Linked DNA regions of Homo sapiens: region 1 is linked to region 2. A link is an interaction called in ENCODE POLR2A ChIA-PET data of the cell type or tissue named here. Cell type or tissue: MCF 10A. All regions are shown on one strand. Links, peaks and the distances in the headings refer to the core of each region. The heading gives the core; the rest is flanking DNA. Region 1 has its middle 12 kb from the start of SYT14. Region 2 has its middle 6.9 kb from the start of NTRAS.

Region 1 (4,392 bases), core at 229-4,228, 1.7 Mb before region 2:
ACTAAGGCTTCAATTTTTTATTATCCTCAATAATCTAATTACATTTCTATTTGGATATGCTGTTGTGTCTCAATCATCTCTCATGAGGAATTTCTAATTCCCATATTTTTGTGACTAGCACCATTATTTTGGTCTCCTATGCCTATAACATTAGAACTAACTGCTTCTTATCCTCTACTTAATCCTTTGTCTATTTTGTCACTGTGTATATTAATTATGAGTCTTTTGGCTTCAAGTGACTGAATTTGAAACTCCAGCTACCTTAAGAAAAAAAAAGGGATTTATTGGAAGGATCCTGGGTACCTCATATAATTTAGAAAGAGAAAAAAGAGAGAGAGACAGCTGCAGGAAACTAAAGCAGCTCTACACACCTCAGGAACTGGAACCAGCAAAGTGGTGCCACCAAAATGCACTCTTTCTGTTTCTACCTGGATGATAGCTATACTTTCTGGGTCTTTTCCACAAGGCTGGGATTCTAGTAGTAGACTTAGGTCACACCCATTCAGCAGCATCTGCATTTAAAAACTCAGTTTGGCCTCTAGTTTAAATTCAGCCAGTCTCAGGGGGCATTCTTAGTGGTACAACTTGGGTCATGTGCCTATTCCTTAGAATAATCACTATGGGTAGATGGATGCTGTACTAAGTAATTGGCCCAGCCTGGATCATGTGCTACCCCTGGGGCATGTGTATGTGTAAAAGAGAGAGAGGGAGACAGAGAGACAGAAGACAGAGCCAGAGAGAAAGAATAGGATTGGCAGTTGCATTCATTCATGTCCTCTAACAAGCAGATGCCAAACAGGATTAAATGTATAAGGATTTTATTAGATATACTTAGACATATACAACCTATATATCTGTGTAAAAGGATATATATATAGGGAGGGTGCTGGAAATGGCTGGGAAGCCATCAGACCATGATGCAATCTGACTCTAAGTGAAGGTAAAAGAGAGAATAGTTTGGGTCTAGATTGCTAGGCAGTCTATAGAGGGTTCTGCAAGATTATCAGGTAGTTCCTGAGGCAAAGTTGCTGAAAGGTAGTCTCTTGTCTTCCTGGAATGGAGCTCCCTTGGTGTCCCTATCACACTCAGTTACTGGTGGCAGCAACCTGTATGAGATGTGGTCTCAGTGCATACATGGAGATGGATTTCCAAGTGCAGCAGCTGAGGCCCTTATTCAAGTGCGCTCTTTTTGGTAGGAGTTCTACCAAGGGCATTCTCATGGCTGCACCTCAGTCCCCTCCATAATCATATGGCTGGAGTGGGAGAGGGGCAACTTTTGGAAAATAAAGGATATATTTTTCTGGTCAGATAAGATAATGTCCAGTACACTAAGTATCGTCAAAATTCTTTTAACATGCCTCTCCACCTAACTTCCTTTCCATGCTTACAGCTGCTCTCATTGTCCATGCTTTCACCATCTGATTCTTGGACTACTGTGGCATCTTCTAATTAGTTCCTGCATTTATTCTCTACTTTCTTGAACTAATCCTATACTCCCTCTTATAATTTACTGCCCAGAATGTCACTTCGAACATATCACTTTCTTGCTAAAATCCTTACAAGATTCTGGGGGTCCTCAGTCTGCCATTCAGCAATAGTAATATGACTCTTACAATTCCTCAGTTCTACTTCTTTACTCTTGAAAATCTCCTCATCTTTCAAGTACATCATGTTCATTTCCATCTCAAGCTTGTCTTAGAATCATTGACTCTTAGGCAGAAAATCTCTATATGAGCATTAATTTCTCTCCACTTTGGCTTCTTGGACCTTTGGGAGATTAGAGGTGAATCACTGAAAATTAAAGCTAAAGTATAAATGAGGAGGAGTGAGGCGAGAGAAACCTAAGGTATGGGCCCTATGACAAAACTAGCATGTGGTCCTTAGGATTTTGAGAGCAGGAGACTGGGATACAATGAAACCTGCTGGAAAGTTAGACTGTGGGAGAGAGAGGGATGGGGAGACTGGTACAGGTTCCAGGATGGGTCTTTGGCAAGAAGAAAGCCTACCTGGGAAACCACTGGTTTCAACTATCTGAAGTGCTTCCACCAACACAGAGTGGAAAAACCCCCAAAAAACAAACAAACATAAAAAATGCCAAGTAAGGAGGAGGGGAAAGGGCTGGCAGCTTCCCAAATCTGCCATCCACCTAATGCTTTTGTTGAGTCGCCTGTTAGCATAATTCTCTTCCAATAGACCTTGTATGTAGGCTATGATTACAATCTGGTTTAATGTGGTAAAAAAAAACCAATTATTATGCACACTAAACCAAGAGAGACCATTCATGACAGTGATAATCTCGGCACTGGGGCTTATAACAAGCACAGATCTCTTCCTGTACAGCTGCCACCCACTGGTTTTGGCTCTAACCATCGTGACCATACTGAATAAGCCTGATCTCTTTTCATCTGGCAGACATTCAAATATTTGAAAACAATTATCATGGAGTCCCTGAGTCATTTCTTTTTCAGACTAAACTTTATCAGCTTTTTAGCCTTTTTCACATAGAATATAATTAGAAATATCTTGCCATTGAATTCACTCCAGGTATTTTTTTTTTTTAACCAGGGCAGGGAAGACTGGGATTGCTGCTGTCTTTTTGATAGATAATAGGTATCTAAAATTGCAGTCTAAAACCACATTAATAATTTTAGTAGGCACCCCATATATACAAATTGAACTTACTCTCAATTAAAACTCCACGTCCATTCTACCTGTGCTGCTTCTGGTCTAGGTTTTCCCTATTCTACTTTCATTCATTTATTGAAGGGCTTTATTGATGATTTCTTATTAATTAAATACATTTTCACTAATGAGGGATCACTGTGGGCTTGGCACTGGGAGTAGGGGAAGATTTAGAACTGCTGAGATCCTCTCCCATTGCTGTGACCCGGGGGAGCTAGAGATGGTAGGAATCCCAGGTCAGGACTAAGGCTGAGGTAAGCCAGGAACCTAGGGTGCAACACTTAAGGAGGCACTCACTGTCGGGTTGGTGCAAGCGCAGCACAAATAGTGTATTATTCTGGACAGAGTTCTTATCCAATCCCCTCTCTGGTTTATTGTTTAGAATAAGCTGAGAGCATAGCTCAGGTGGGTCAGTTGCAGGTTTTGGACATTTTAACTACAAACCAAAGTTTTACAGTTTATATTCTGCATTTATATTCATTATAGAATACATTCGTACTCTGCACAAAGGACCACACAAGCATATACCGTTATTTAATATACAATGAGGAAAATCATAGTTGATATGTGGTATGTCAGGGTGAGAGAATTCAGAATATAAGACGGGTTTTTCCTGGAGCCTCCCTGACAGCACTGTAAGGAGGGATAGGAGAAGTATACATAGAAATCCAAATTTTGCCCCCAGTTTGTAGGGTGTTTATGCTCAGAGTCCTCCTGTGGTTTTTGGATCCTTGATGTCATTGTCCAAATTAAAAAAAAAAAAAAACTATGACCAGGCTCCAGATTTCTCCCATCTGCAGAGATATAGCTCAGCACATTAAATGACTTCCCATTGACCAGCACCAATAGAAAAGCCCTACATAGAAAATTTGGAGAAAATAAAGAACTTCATCTGTGATTATATAACTAAGCCTCAGACATAAAAGAAGGCTAAATCAAAAGGGAATGGCCCCTAAGAGAGAACAGTAAAACCCTTTCCAGGAAAACAAAGAGAATGAGAGCACAGACCAAGGTGGGTTGAATACACACTTCCTCCCTCAGACTGGCTTGCCCTGTCTGGCTCAAACCAATTCTATTTAAGGAATTCCTCATTTAAGCCTCCTCAGTGAAAGGGAACCAGGAAGATGAATGAAACAGAGTTACTAACTTAGGGCTCAGTTTAGGGCCCATTCAATTATGAAGAGACACTCTAAATATAATAAACATAAATGCAAATATCATGAGAATTCTTACCTCTGATGGAAGGTAGGCTTGGGAGGCATCACAGAGGAGAGAAGCCATTCGAACCTTTACTTTCAGAATATATTTTTATATTTTTAATGTCAAAACAAAAATTAATATTTTCCAATTGAGACTCCTCCATACCCAGCATATTCCCAAGAGGCAAACTTTTATAAGTTTCTGTTTTTAGTTCTTGCGATTATCACCATATGCTAAATAATATAATTCTATCAGCTGGGCACGGTGGCTCACGCCTGTAATCTTAGCACTTTGGGAGGCCGAGGTAGGCGGATCATCTGAGATCAGGAGTTTGAGACCAGCCTGACCAACATGGTGAAACCCTGTTTCTACTAAAAACACAAAAATTAGCCGGGTGTGGTGTCGCGTGCCTGTAATCCCAGCTACCCAGGAGGCTGAGGCAGGAGAATCGCTGGAACCTGGGATGCAGAGGCTGCAGTGAGCCGAGATCGCACCACTGCACTCCAGCCT
Region 2 (4,392 bases), core at 230-4,229:
ACCCTGTTCCTTTGGCTGCCAGGGCTCTGTGTACCCCCACCCCACCCCAGCTGAGAATCCAGAGCAAGGCCCTTCTAGACCAGTGATCTCAGCTGCCCAGGCTTCAACCAGGGGATTGCTGGGTTTGGACCCAGTGGAGGATGCAGCTAAAAAGGGGGCCCTCCAGAGGCATTGGGGAATGGGGAGGGAGTCAAAATGATCTTCCTGGCCCAGAGCCAGAGAAGTCCCATAAATGTCTGTGGGGGTGGAGCATGGCTGGAGGGCAAGGAGAAGAGAGTGGAGGGGGTGAGATAAGATGACTCTGTGATGTACTTACATGCCGACGTTCCCCAGCAGTGCCAAGTGTGTAAGGCGTTGCTCTCAGAGCTACTATAATTATATCCCAAATGGAAATAATAATAATAATTCCCTGATACATGTTGCCACTAGAGCCAGGCTGTTGAAAGAGTGGGAAGAGGGAAAGAAACTCCCTTTCTTCCAGAACAGCCTGTCATGCTCCCAGATCGTTATTCCTAGGCCCGGTCAGACCCAGCTTCTTTCATACTGATTCCCCCACTCCAATTCAGGAGACTTTCAGGGTGCAGGGGTAGGGGTGACAAGAAAGGAAGTTATCTACACCGGTCTAAGCACTCGCTGGCGGATCCAGAGGCAGGGGGCAGGGTCTCTGGCCCCATCAGGAGAGGGAGCTGTGAACTAAGCCCTTTGTGCTTTTTCTTGATCTTCCTTGGGACAGGGCTGGCTGGGTTGTGGCTACTGCCTGTGACTCCAAATCAGAGGAGGCAACTCTCGCCCATAAGTATGGACCCCAGCCTCATCTTCTACCTCCTCTTATCCTCTCCTAACCCCAGACAGACAGCCAATGTCGAGAAGAGAAGCAGAGGAGGCTAAGTGGAGACAGCAGGCAGACCCTTGTCCCGACCCCTTAGTGACTGTCCTTACTCCTGGGTTGGGATGTCGAGGCAGAGGCCAGGAAGCCCTGGGAAGACACACACACATAAAATGGAAGTCAGCATCAAACCCTTGACTTTTGATCCATCTCCCACGGCCAAGGCTCCTTGTAACTGAGATGGGCAAGGGAAATGGAAGATTAAGAGAGGGAGGGGCTAGGCATTGTGGCTCACCTCTGTAATCCCAATACTTTGGGAGGCCAAGATAGAAGGATTACTTGAGCCTAGGAGTTCGAGATCAGCCTGGGCAATGTGGAGAAACCTCATCTCTACAAAAATTAGCTGGGCATGGTGGTGCACACCTGTAGTCCCAGCTACTTGGGAGGCTGAAGTGGGAGGATTGCTTGAGCCCAGGAGGTTGAGGCTGCAGTGAGCCAAGATCATGCCACTGCACTCTAGCCTGGGAGACAGAACAAGACTCTATCTCAAAAAAAAATGAGAGGAATGACCTCCAATGCCCTGATGGAGAGAGAGGAGGTAACCGCGCAGACTACTGAGTTTCCGCTGCTGAGCTCATTGGCAAATTTTGACCTTGGCCTTGGCAGACATGCCTGCTGTGGGCAGTGGGGCCTGTGGACAGAGGAGGGCAGGAACAATAGTTTATAGCTTTGTTTTGTGGGAGGAAGCAGCATTGGGCCCAGTTCCTGGAGACTGTCCAGTGAGCTAATAGCTGGGGCACATTGTTGGCTTCAGGGTAAAAGCACAACAGAGGTTTCTGTGTGGGCCCACCACAGAAACCACCGATAGTGCCCCATATACAGCTCTACAACCACATTCTCGCCCAAGCTCCACACAGTCCCCCGGGGCCTTGCTCAGAAAGGCCACTGCCAAGCAACGCATCTAAGCGCAGTGTGCTTTTGAGGCTTGGAAATTCATGGTGGCAGCTCTGCCACCCGCAGCCAGGCTGGTGGCTGCCGAGGCCTAGAAAGGACAGGGCATCCACCAGGCTAGGATGGGAAGGCTGTGAGTAGGGGTGAGCCAGGAGTCAAGGTTGGAGGAGCTGCTCCAGGCTGCGGTGGGATCAAAGCTACCATAGCCCCCCGACATCCCCGACCTGGCTGCTGGTCAGTAGAGGCTAAAGGAGGCTGCCCGACATCGCCTTCCTGTTCCTCCTCCTATGGAATTCCCCTCGGCAAGGGCCACCAACAGCACAGCCACCCCGTGCAGGGGGCACTGCCAGACAAAAGCGCTAATGGCTGCAAGCAGAAGTTGCTGCCAGTGGAGTCTTGTGCCAAGATAGGTACTGGCAGCCGAGGTACCCTTGGGCCACACCCTGTGCAGTGGGGATTGTGGGTATACCATCCCAAGCTGTGAGTTTTCTGTGGTTTTCCCTAAGAAACCACAGGCTCTGTTACAGGCCTGGGATTTTTTCCCCTCCTGCTGCAGAGTCATGCGTCAGAGGGGGTTCTCTGAAAGCCATCTCTCCCACCCCACCCAGAGGGAGCCATGTGGCCTGGTCCCGGAGGAAGACAGTGAGGGGGCAGGCTTCGTCGGGCTGTGCTCCGAGGCACGGGCCTGTATCTGTGGCTGGACAGGAGAGAAGGTCTCCGCTGGCAGCTCACTCAGCCCCGCAGCTCCTCTCTCCCCACATGGGAAATGCAGCCAAGGCCACAGGCCTGTGCCTGGCTGGAGAACGCTCAGTGTTGGCAGCATGCTTGAGAAGCTTGGGCTGTTCCCCTCACCTCTGTCTTGGGAAGCTTCCAGGGGAAGCTGTCTCTGGGGGAAGGGCTCCACAGACTGTGCAGTTGGGTTCAGAAGGTGCAGAGCTCAGCCACTGGGAGCTGGTGTCTCAGCCCAGCCACTTCCTACGTGTGAAACTTGGGTGAGCCACCTGGCCTCATCAGGTCCCAGCTTTGTCAGCTGTGGATTGGGGAATGTCAGCCTGCACGGATTAACTAAAACCATACCTATAAAGCAGCCCTTAGTGCCTTGGCAGCACATAGGGAGGGGCAGGAGGAGGGAGATGAAGAGATGAACTCAGACAGGTCAGGAGGTCAGTGGGTGGAGACTAGAGCCAGAAGGAGAAGCAGGAGAGACCGCGAGCAGGAGAATGCAAGAGCTGGGAGATGCGGAGCACACGGGAAGCGAGGCAGATGGGACGATCTTTCACGGCAGTCATCATTCATTCATTCACTCATTTAACACATATGTATTGAATGCCAGCTGTGCAGCAGGCCTTCTGGACACTTGAGTGAATGAGGTAGTGCCCCTGCCCTTGGAGCCAAGGGCTCTGTGATCCACTGGACCCATAGAAGATGGGTAGCTCTTACTTCTGGGTCCCTTTCCCACCTACACACATATCTCCAGGGGAGACTTTTCCTCTGGCATCAATAAATGGAAAACTATTTCACTAAAAAACTGTCATTACATCAACCTCTCCAGTGTCAATGTTTATTCCATGGGCAGTTCCCACGGCAGGGTGAGAGTGAGGCAGCAAGACCACAGGCAGTGTGGCCCCCAGGGCTGCCAACACTTGTCCCTGGAAAGCCTTGTCTCTACTCATAAGGATCTGCTCTTCTCCTGGCTACCCAACTCCCACCCCAAAATGCCCAGGGCCACAGACTGGAGAGCAGAGGGAGGAAACCCTCAGAGATCTAGGAACATGGCAGGAGCAAGAGCCCAAAGCTTGGAGACAAAGGCAGTATGGAAGATTGCGGAGAACCCTGGAGACCAAGACAAGGGTTCTTGGTTGAAATCTGGGCTCTGACACTGACAAGCTGTGTGATCCTGAGTATGTATACTCTCTGAGCCTCAGTTACTTCACTGTCAGATGAAAATCGCATTTCCCATGGTAGCCATAGGAGCTGAAATGTCTGTGAGTGTGCAAGCCCCAGCGTCAGAATCCAGCTCTTTATAAGCAGAATCAAGGGAAAGAAATCTGTATCTTCCTCCCTGAAGACACATGCACAATTAGCTGCTGCCACAGGCATTCAGGAGCCCATTTCCAGGGTGCTCGACCACTGCCAGGCCTAGCAGCCTGGGCTTCCATACTGTAGGCAATAGGGCTGGCCTCAAGAGTTGGAGACCAGCCTGGGCAACATAGTGAAACCCCATCCCTACAAAATTTAAAAATTACCCGGGCGAGGTCACATGCCTGTGGTCCTAGCTTTTAGGAGCAGGGAGGCTGAGCTGGGAGAGTCACTTGAGCCCAAGAAGTCAAGGCTGCAGTGAGCTAGGATGGCACCATACCACTGTACTCTGGCCTGGGCGATGGAGCAAGACTGTCTCAAAATAAATAATAACTATAAGAAGGCTGGCCTAGCTTTTTGTGAGAGTGATTACCACCCTCCCCCAGGCTGCTGAACTTGCATAAAAGAATGGGTTAATATTTTGCCCCCAGGAACCTTAAATCTGCATAGCCCTTTTCAGTTTCAAAGTCTTTTCTCATTCGCTACCAACACCGCAGAGTAGATAGGGTAGGCATTAGTAAACCCATTATACAGAT

What was found. ChIA-PET counts read pairs that join two places held together with the same protein. Peaks named below come from ENCODE experiments on the same cell type or tissue, not always from the same donor. Only the 100,000 strongest peaks of a DNase experiment are listed, where the experiment ranks them.
Region 1: POLR2A ChIA-PET joins it to region 2 with 6 read pairs; 1 of 35 experiments calls an interaction of 5 or more read pairs at or near these places.

The regions. Positions count from the first base shown.
Region 1 is chr1:209,923,939-209,928,330 of GRCh38, forward strand. No RefSeq gene overlaps it. Among named protein-coding and RNA genes, the nearest start is that of SYT14, 12 kb to the right of the region's middle. In MCF 10A, for the core only: no CTCF peak of the experiment used is centred there; a DNase peak (open chromatin) is centred at 2,383.
Region 2 is chr1:211,630,721-211,635,112 of GRCh38, forward strand. No RefSeq gene overlaps it. Among named protein-coding and RNA genes, the nearest start is that of NTRAS, 6.9 kb to the right of the region's middle. RefSeq lists an enhancer at 1,633-2,208. In MCF 10A, for the core only: no CTCF peak of the experiment used is centred there; DNase peaks (open chromatin) are centred at 2,301 and 2,621.